Regions from separate parts of the Homo sapiens genome. Here all the other regions are linked to region 3. Evidence: chromatin contacts called from ENCODE Hi-C or POLR2A ChIA-PET data. All regions are on one chromosome and are shown on one strand. The core of a region is the stretch at or near the end of the contact, and the rest is flanking DNA. Distances in the headings are between cores, read along the strand shown. Region 1 has its middle 53 kb from the start of PRKACB. Region 2 holds the start of TTLL7 (tubulin tyrosine ligase like 7). Region 3 holds the start of BCL10 (BCL10 immune signaling adaptor).

Evidence for each region. Hi-C counts contacts between places; a loop is a spot of excess contacts on that map. ChIA-PET counts read pairs that join two places held with the same protein, here RNA polymerase II (POLR2A). Pooled maps may share reads with other maps.
Region 1: a loop to region 3 is called in a map of CD8-positive, alpha-beta T cell, with 2.4 times the contacts of the local background. The contact joins the enhancer-like site here to the promoter of BCL10 in region 3. A Hi-C loop is called at or near these places in 1 of 168 maps with a recorded cell type or tissue (CD8-positive, alpha-beta T cell) and 3 of 50 pooled maps. POLR2A ChIA-PET finds 5 or more read pairs at or near these places in 1 of 52 experiments (A673).
Region 2: a map of ascending aorta shows a loop between it and region 3 (6-fold over the local background). The contact joins the promoter of TTLL7 here to the promoter of BCL10 in region 3. A Hi-C loop is called at or near these places in 1 of 168 maps with a recorded cell type or tissue (ascending aorta) and 7 of 50 pooled maps. POLR2A ChIA-PET finds 5 or more read pairs at or near these places in 1 of 52 experiments (OCI-LY7).

Annotation. Positions count from the first base shown.
Region 1 is chr1:84,089,729-84,092,900 of GRCh38, reverse strand. It overlaps a transcript of PRKACB not described here. Among named protein-coding and RNA genes, the nearest start is that of PRKACB, 53 kb to the left of the region's middle. Within about 2 kb of position 1,845, at least 6 of the 41 ENCODE cell types and tissues checked have a DNase peak (open chromatin) inside an H3K27ac peak, as active enhancers do; they include CD8-positive, alpha-beta T cell, where a contact is called at or near this core.
Region 2 is chr1:83,997,092-84,000,621 of GRCh38, reverse strand. TTLL7 (tubulin tyrosine ligase like 7) reads left to right here and starts at 1,490. Exons shown (of 21, transcript NM_024686.6): 1 at 1,490-1,691. It overlaps LOC124904205 (a long non-coding RNA gene), which reads right to left and starts at 1,334. Exons shown (of 2, transcript XR_007066195.1): 1 at 916-1,334. RefSeq lists silencers at 1,591-1,690, 1,701-1,830.
Region 3 is chr1:85,275,181-85,278,463 of GRCh38, reverse strand. BCL10 (BCL10 immune signaling adaptor) reads left to right here and starts at 1,832. Exons shown (of 3, transcript NM_003921.5): 1 at 1,832-2,168. The coding sequence starts at 2,112. It overlaps BCL10-AS1 (BCL10 antisense RNA 1), which reads right to left and starts at 2,106. Exons shown (of 2, transcript NR_045484.1): 1 at 1,667-2,106; 2 at 376-823. RefSeq lists enhancers at 1,532-2,234, 1,440-2,639.

The sequences.
Region 1 (3,172 bases), core at 596-3,095, 1.2 Mb after region 3:
TGAAAAAAAAAAAAACATTTTATAAAAAGAGGATATCCAAATGACCAATACCAACATGAAAAAGTGATCAACACTATCAGTCATAAGGGATGTACAAATTATAACCAGGAAATGTTTACCAGAATAGGTATAATTAGAAATATGAAAAACATCAAGTTTGGGAAGGATGTGGAGCGACTAAAACCCTAAGCACTGCTGGTTAGAAACAGGTTCAACCAATCTGAAAATTTATTTGGTGGTATTTACCAGAACCACATGATCTGTGACCCAGAAATCCAGCAATTAATTCAACATCATTCTCTCTCACGCACACACAAAGACACATATGCATGTATATATGCATGTATGTATGAGTGTATACATAACACATATTCATCAAATACATATTCACCAAAACATACATATATTTACCAAAAATCATGTACAAGTGTGTTCAAAGCATTATTTATAAGAGCTCCAAACTGGAAACAACCCAAATTTACATCAACCATAGAAAAAATATGTTTTGCTATACTTATACAATGATATATATCTGTGAAAATTAATAAATCACTGCTATGACAAAAACATGGATAAGTGTCACAAATACATAAGTGAAAGAAGGCAGTCACAAAGGAAAACATGATGCAGTATTCCACATTTTAAATCTAGCAATGATTGGGTACAGGCAGGAGGGAAGTTTCTGGGGTTTCAGTAATATTCTATTTCTTGGTATGGGTGAAAATTCACATGGGTGTTCACTTTATCAAATTCATTAGCCTATAAATTAGGATTTGAATACTTTTGAAATGTATGGTATACTTCAATTAAATTTTTACTTGAAAATAGTACTACTGTAACATAGTTTCTCAATTCTACTACACAGAATATTATAAAGTAGATTACGACAAAAACCAATCATAACAAAAACCAAAAAAGTTTCCTTCTGCCCACTCTACCTCCACTATGGCTCCCACTGTTATTGTTACAGATATCACTGCGAAAAAACATTTGAAGATTTTTGGGTCACTGATGCCCCTGAGTACAATAAAGATTAAAGATAAGAAGTCATTAACGTGTTTATTTCTCATGCTAAACTTGTGTGAGTAATAGAACAAGAAGGTTGTGGTGGCTTACGCCTGTAATCCCAGCACTTTGGAAGGCTGAGGTGGGTGGATCGCTTGAACCCAGGAGTTCAAGACCAGGCCGGGCAACATGGCAAAACCCCATCTCTACCAAAAATACGAAAATTAGCCAGGCAGGGCGGCACACACCTGTAGTCCCAGCTACTCAGGAGGCTAAGGCGGGAGGGATCACCTGAGATCAGGAGGCAGCAGTTGCAGGGACTCATGATCACACCACTGCACTCCAGCCTGGGCAACACAGCAAGACCCTGTCTCAAAACAACAACAACAACAAAAACCAAAAAAACAAGAAAGTTAAATCTAATCATAAAGAACCAAGAAATTGTTAGGTCAAAGATTCTAAAGGTATTTAGAAATTAGGTTCTTATATATTAAACCAGGTTGTGCATGTAACCCAGTTTGACATTTTTTATGTTGTTACATACTTCATATAACTTCAAGTTAATACTTAAATATTAATATGCAGACCACAACATTCAAACATGTTATATTCTAAAAGCTGATTAAGTTCTCTGTAACCTGATTGTAAGTAACTATAATACAGCAAGAGCAGAAAAAGAACATTTTTCTCTTTCTTCTTTCTTCTCGTCTCAGGTTTTACCCAAGACACATTAAAATTACCTGCCTGGGCACCAAAGTCAACTGATTTGATCACACATACTGTAAATCACAGGCCAGTTCACTTTAGTAGGTGAGCGATGAGAAAGGGAAAGAGAAAGTAGGGTCAAAGAGAAAACTGAAAGTGAAGGGAAAAGGGGTACACGTTTTTTAAATAAATGAGAAGACATATTATTATACATATAAAAGATAAGAATACAAAGACTCCTGGGAAAGCAGGAGGGGTTGGGATCCAAAGTAATAGTGGAGTGATTGGGCTTGCAGAGAAAGATGTACAATGTGATTTCTACATGTCCCCAAATTTTTCTAACTCCTTCCATCAAAGTGCAGAATCTAATTCAACTTCCCTTGATACAGACTCATTTAAGTGACTCACTTAACAAACAGAATGCAGCTGAAGTGACACTGCTTGACTTTGGAGGCTAGGTCATAAAAGGTGATACAGCTTATACCTGGCTCTCTCCCTCCTTCTTGGAACTTAGCCACATGATATGGGGCCCAAGCCACATGTAGAGGTCATGTGTAGGTGCTTCAGCTGACAGTCCCAGGTAAGGTTCAAATTACCTGTACAGCCAGCATCAACAGGGAAACATGTAAATGAGCAAGGCTTCATGTGTTTCTAGTCCCCATAAACCATAGCAGTGATTTATTAGCAGAGCTAAGATAGCTGATGTCATATAGAGTGCATAGCTGAGCTCTGCCCAAATTACTTACTTTCATAAGTAAAATAAATGTTGTCACTCTTTAAGCTGCTAAATTTAGGAGTCCTGCATGATGGAACAATAGATAAATATAACAGACAACTCCTCTATTATAACAGAATAAGATGGTCAAGTTAAAATACAGTAGGTGTGAACATTTAATAGGAAGAAGTTAAAGGGGTTCCTGTCTGATAGCTTTTATTTTCCTTGTAAAATATGACATAATATCATGACTTAGAATGAGAGAGATAATGGAGAAGTCAGAGGTATAAAGAGAGAGAAATGAAATAGAACTTGTGAAGAATGAGAGACAGAGTTGATCAGAGAAATGTGGTAAAACTGTAAAGTCATGTTGACAGCTCATTTGAGGTTGATGATAGTAAATTTCTAGTGTTCTTCTGTGCAGCTTTCTCTAGCAGTGCTTAGCTCTTGACTGAAAGCACTGAGAAAGCACATAGCTGAGTTTATCATGAGTTACATTTTTGTTAGAGAGATTTGATAAAGAGGCAGATGTGCAAAGGAATTTTGGGACCAAGTAATCTAGAATGGTTAAGAAGAAAAAATGAAAGTGAGAGGACTGATGGATAAATGGATGAGAGGTTCTGATGAAGAATGATCATAATGGGAATATTTAAAAAGCAAGCAAAAAGGAGAGGAAATTGTGATCAAAGAATCACACACATTGGTGATTCTTGAGCAGTTAATGAATATTACAAGGTCTTTGGCAAG
Region 2 (3,530 bases), core at 241-2,740, 1.3 Mb after region 3:
CCTGGACACCTAACTGCCCCCTCTCCATTCTAAAACCCCTTCTCACAAAGGAAGGATAAACAGACTCACATTCAAGTTGCAATCACAGATGTGACACGGTTTAATGTATATCGTTCTCAGAGGCATTCTAGGGGAAAGGAACAAGTCAAAAACTCCAGGTGGCAATGTCTGCTCTGCCGCTTATGATCGTGAGACTAACCCAGCACGACAAACCCTGAGCCCAGTTTCTCACCAGTGTCCTTTATGAGAAGATGCCCTCACTGACCAGATCAGTTCCCAATGCTGGCAAGGCTGTATGGAGGTCTATTGCAGGTTACCAATCTCACAGGAGTTTTTAGAAGAATAAATGAAGAAATGAAAATGAGACTATTCTCAGCACAGTGGTCTATAGAAAGTGCTGAATTTATGTTGATTTACTCAACGAAGGACAAAACTTTAAATTGTGAAATTTTATATTTTTTGGGATGCACTTGGAGGGCCTTTTTTTTTCCTACCTTTAATCACATTTTATAGGTAGTTGCCAATTCTGTTCTATCTTTTCTTTTTTTCTACAGGGAAAACTGTACACTTGTCCTGATCTTCACCATGCTCTGAAATGAACCTGTGTGAACCCAGCGTGACAGAAGCAGGGACCACAAAAGTCTAAGGAATTCATGTGTTAGGACTTCTTCCAGTTCTATACAATTCATTTTATGAGAAGACATGATTGCCTTCCCGTTTTCAAGACACGCAACTCTAAAATGGTGAACAATGAACCTCGAATATTCTTTAATTTCTGCAACAATCTTCTGTAAATCTTTATCTCGAAATGGCTTCCTAAATCTACATTTTTTTACAACTGCCGTGGTTCAACATTTGCTTAGCAGGAACTCTAGGTCAGAGCTGTCCCTCAGCATCTACGGGATGGGGCCCCACCTGATTTTATTTCCTAACTTTCGAGCTGGCCTCAGATACCCGTTTATTCTTTGCTTCACAAAGATGCTTAGATAAAAGATCTGAAGACTCTCTTCAAAGATTCAAAAAGCTCCACTGTTTTGTGGGAAGATGTCTGTGGTCAGATAGGCAGGTGGATCGGGCGCCTAGGGCCCGGAGGTAGAAGGAGGTGGCCGGAGGCGCTCAGGCCAGCGCCTCTCGCATCTCTGAGGAGGGGCGCCGCCCAGGCGCTCGCGTTGCTAAGTCCTCTGTTTGCCGCGTTCTAAAGGAGCCCCGAGCGGGACCAAGGCAAACGGGGGGGGGGTGTGTGTGGCCCGGGAAAGCTCGAGCAGTGTCTTCAGTAAACCCCCAGAAGAGGCAGCGGCCCCTCCGTTGATCCCTCCTGTCCCCAGGACCTCCTGACTCCGAGGGGGCAGAGGATTCCCCGAGTCCTTTGTTCCTCCCAACCGTCGCCGCCCCCGGCGCCCGCGCCTCTCGGCACGTCGTGCACCCCCGGCCGCAGCAGGCGAATGGTCTGGCCCGTCGGTAGCCGCCACCCGCTTGGGCAGCGACAGCTGTTCCAGGCACTCCGCGTCGAGCACCGGAGTCCCGAGCCGTGGCTGCCACGGGCGGTGGGCGGGCGGAGGAGAGCACCGGACCACCAGTGCAGGCTGCCGAGTCGGGGCGGCCGCCCACGGGGAAGCTGCGAGGCGCGGGAGCACCTGGGGGACCGCTTGCAGCGGGGACGCGAGGACCCGGGCTGGGCTTTCCTCACCCGGGTGAGTACCTGCTGCCGCCATCCTCCCCCGACCCCCTTCCATGTCCCCACGTCCCCAAAGGCTCCGCCCTGGCCCTCTTTCCGGGCCCCCATCCCCGGACTGTCACTGCTCTGGGGACACCGTCCCCGCTGGGAGCCGCGGAACGGGGAGCTGCTGCGTTCGTGCAAATGATTCAGCACCATTCGTGCCCTGAGAGGTTTGGGCAGAATGGGGGAGGGAGAGGGCGGAGGGGACGGGGTCAGTTGCTGTGATCTCAGCTCAGTTTTTAGGCTCCAGATGGGAGACTCGGGCGGGCGGGGTCGGGTTGGGTGAACGAGGAGGCTCCCTGCTGGTTTATTCTGTAATTCCGTCGTTTTCCCACATCGTGGTATAAGCCTCCGCGAGTATGCGGGGCATTCTTGAAAGGGTATCAAAATGCCCTTTTCGCACATGCGAGTGAAGTCTAGGGCCCTTGTAGGTACCTCTCACTTTCTCCACATCTTGCTCTGTTGGATGCCTGACTCATGCCATCATCCACTTATATCACATCGCAGCGTTCCCTCGACTGATGTAAAAGATACCCTATGAAAGTTGCCTTGTATTCTGGGTGGGTTTGATTGATCCTGGCATAGAAAGAAAAGATTTAGGAGAGGTAGGAAATAATACCTTCATAGCCTAGGCACTTACTTTTATATATCGTATTTTATTAAATCATCATAATCCAGAACCAAATGTGGAAACTGAGGAGCAGGGAAGTTAAATTACATTCTCAAGGTCACAGAACAGGAATTCGAATATAGGTTTTCCTGACTCTATAGTCCATGGATTTTCCACTGTATTAATGGAGTGTGTCCAAGTGTACATATATATGCTCTATTAGATATTAAACATAGAATTAATTAATTGAGGAGTAATCTCAAACAACAGCAACAACAACCTGTAAACTTTCTGCATAAGGAATTATTGCTCCTTCAATATGAAAGAAAGATGCTTTGAATCATGTGAAAAATAATCTATTTTCTTAGAAAGCTTATGGCAAAAAATATGTGAACAACACTACATAGGAGAGTGAGGTCATAACAGGAGATGTTCAGCACATTTTTGGCAGTGATATTTGGTGGATGCTCAAGTGTTGGAGAAGTCGATTAAAAACGTAAGAAGAACTCTGGAAATCTTTTTCTGTCTTAAATGTTAGGGAGACATTTACAGTAATAATAGTTACTTAGTTCATGAGGTGTGCGACTGAACTGCACCCCACAATAGGGTGACAGGTGAACCCATACTAAGATAATGTTACTTGATTCATTACAACTCTGTGATATTGCATAACAGGTGATAACTCCATTTTACAGACTAAGGAACAAAATTCAGAGAAGGTTCAAGACCACTCAGTAAGCCATGGAATTTGGACAAGCCTTGACTCTTAGTCAGTTTAGAAATATGAGTGTTGTAGTAAAATGTAGTTCTTATATAGTGGGAAACTGAATTAGTTTGTTGTTACCCTGCCGTTAAGAGTCAACAATTATATTGACCTTCTATGCTCCTTCTGTAAAAATAATGGATGCTAGGTCTTTCTTCGCCCGTTGATGGGTCCTTTGACTTGCTTTCATTAGCGACTTACAGATTTTTTCTTAAGAAATGCATCTCTTGTTTATGTCTCAAGAGGCAGGTTGCTATAGTACAGATGCTCATTATCTCTAAATACTCACATAGTATTGATGGTAGGCAGGAACAGAGTCATCTTAGTATGTCATTTCTAAAGTATTGAACCATTTGCATTGGAGAATTCTTTTTCAAGTTAACGGGGGTATTGATAAAGTCCACTGCCTAAATAAGGACATAAAATGGAGGCACAAATTT
Region 3 (3,283 bases), core at 583-3,082:
ATAAATTAATTAATTATTTTTTTAAAATAACTTAGATATAGCCGGGTGTGGTGGCATGCGCCTGTAATCCCAGCTACTGGGGAGGCTGAGGCAGGAGAATCACTTGAACCTGGGAGGAGGAGGTTGCAGTGAGCAGAGATCGTGCCACTGCACTCCAGCCTGCGTGACAGAGCGAGATTCTGTCTCCAAATAAATAAATAAATAAACTTAGATAAAATTTTTCAAGTGCCTACCTCGTCTGCCCCAAACACAAATAAACTAGAATATAAATTCCATGAGGAAAGAGATTTTTATTGGTTTTGTTCACAGCTGTTTTCCTAGCACCTAGAACAGTGTCTGGCACATAGTGGACATTCAAAACACATTTGTTAAATGAAAGGATTCATCCTAAAGTTAAGGATGGTTCAGTAAATCGGATGGAAGATGATGAAAAATTAAGCAATTAGAAAAAAACTGTCCTTGTGTAATGTGTCAACATGGAAACAGGACATAATGTAAACATCAGAATCCCTTGCTGTGATTCTGGTTTTTGTGGCTCTGGTTACATTGTTTTTTTGTGTGTGTTTTTTTTTTTTTTTGCTTTCCCGTTTCTTAAACATTGGCGTTCCCAAGTTTCTCCTTGGTCCTCCTGTCATTTTTATCTACTCTCGTAGCTTCAAATACCATCTAGTTTATAGTTTATTTAGCATGTTGTCCAAGCCACCGTCTTGGGCCCAGGGCTCTACCTGTAGCTTTTCATCCACACTTCTCAGGTTGCTTCTTACACAGCGCCATAGTAGTTAAAATACGGTCTGGGGATAGTCGTCTCTTCATCAGTCTCCCCCTATAAAATGGAGGACTCATAGTATAAGTTGCCTAGAACATATTAGTAAGGACTCAATAAATGTTTGAGTAGGATGAGCTGGGTGGCTCATGCCTGTAGTCCCTGCACTTTGGGAAGCCGAGGCGGGTGGATGGCTTGAGCCCAGGAGTTTGAGACCAGCCTGGGCAACATGGCGAAACTCCATCTCTATAAAAAATACAAAAAAACTAGCTGGACTCCCAGCTGCTTGGTGGCTGAGGTGGAAGGATCGCCTGAGCCCTGGAGGTGGAAGCTGCAGTGAGCCGAGAATCGCACCACTGCACTCCAGCCTGGGCGACAGAGTGAGATCCTGTCTCAATAAATAAATAAATAATCAGTTGAGTGCATACTGTGTGCCCAACTACCTTTAAGAACTTTACATATGATCCCGGCAGCCCTAAAAGGTAAGCATATCTATCTCCATTACACAGATTAACTAATGAGGAAAAGCTATGTTTATAATGAACAGTGACCAAAAAGTATGCAAACGTTAAATGAGGTGTTAAAGTGGTGGGATTGTAGGTGGTTTCTTTTTTTCTTTCAAAAATTTGTTTAGTATTGTAGTTAGGCTGTTTGTGTGTATGCATGTGTATGTGTGTATGAGTGCGTTTGTGTGTGACCAAAACAGTAACTGGCAAACGTAACAACAGGAAATTGTAGGGCAGGGTCTGGGAAAAGGGGAGGAACCCAAGGTACTGACAAGCCCAGACCGGACTCCCCCGAAGTGAGCAGGCAGCAAAGGCTGAGAGTGCCAGCTGCCTGGGCACTGACGGACCCCACCCACGGAAACGATGCCTTATGAGGAAGCTAACCCGGGCCACTTACCGACGACCTGCGCAGGCGTGGCTTGAGGAAACGCCCGCTGTGGGCGGAGCCACCCGAAAGGCTCCGGTCGGGGGCGGGAACAGGATCGGCCCGCGGGCTGGCGTCGATAGGCTGCCGCAGAGACAGGGCGGGCTCTGCTAAGCGACGCGCCTCGCCGTGGGGCGGTGCCTGCGCCTGAGCCTCTACGAGAGGGAAGGAACGCTGCTCCGAGCTCCGCGTCGCGTCGCGTAGATTCGCGTCGCCGTCGACCTCAGAGGCGGGGCCGGAAGCGCTACGGTTTGACCCCCGAGTCCCTCTGTTCCCGAAGGGGCGGCCGTCTTTCTCCCGACCCGCTCCGCCTCCTCTCCTTCTTCCCCATTACCCGGAGGCCGAAGCCCCCAGCCAGGGCGGGGCGGCGCAGCCCGAGCTCCCGGACCCGGAAGAAGCGCCATCTCCCGCCTCCACCATGGAGCCCACCGCACCGTCCCTCACCGAGGAGGACCTCACTGAAGTGAAGAAGGACGTGAGTAACGCAGCTGTGCCCAGGGCGGGCGGGGGCGGGCTGCAGCCCAGCGGGAGACGAAAGCGGAAGCCTGGAGTCCGAGGACAAGGAGGATCCTCCAGGTCGGAGGAGCGGAAAGTCCTAGCACAGGAGGACTGTGGCGAGCCCTGCATCCGAGGGACCTTGGTGGCAGTGATCCTCCAGTGATCTGTCAATCCAGGTTTTACATCGCTAAACGCAGAGCTTGGGCTTTGTTGCCAAGTGGTGTTTTGATTCTTGCCCACTCCTCACCCATCTCCTCATGCTTTCCCCCCAACTGGGTTCTTGGAGATGCTTCGTTAGGGACTGGCGGCTCAGATTCATCCTTAAGTCAGGCTGCCTAGGCTGCTCACTCAGCCTAGAGCGAAGGCTGTACCAGGTGAAGGATCCCAAGCAGTGGACCAAAAATGTGAAGCTCTTTTGCATAAGGGGGCTTGAGGAAGCTCAACAGCTGAAAGCACAACCTGGAATTCCCCTAGTAAGCAGACGCCCACATATTTAAATTGGGGTTGGGGGAGTGAATACACGTAGCTGAGAATTAATGTACAGGTAAACGTCGAAAATATTCAGTAGCTAAATTATGCTCTTCTCGGATGGTGCAGAACCACATAAACCTTCATATTTATTCGTAACGAATGGCTTTGTTGAGATATGACATTCTTTTTCCTTTGCGTTTACTTGTTTTGTCAGATGAGACCTATATGAGTATCACTAAAATACTTTATCTGAAGTCAAATGAAAAACAGAAACTCAACATGAAACGTGTTCTTATTGAACACTGCAGTACTTTTACAAAGTCATTTTGATGAACTGGACAGGATGGCAACTTTTTAAATGTTCATCCACTTCAAATCCCTTCCTCTTCCCTGTAAGGTTTATTACACTGTACTCACAATTGGTGTGACTCACCAGCAGAAGGAAACTGGATATGACTGGGAGTTGTGCTTAGTTTCCTCATTCAACAGAGATTTATGGAGCACTTGCTATATGGAAAGCACTGGCCTTGGGTCTGGAAGGATACAAAAAAATGAAGATCAGTTTCCTGCTTTACATTCTAGTTGAGATAAGAATGGAACATAAATAACTACTGTAGAATA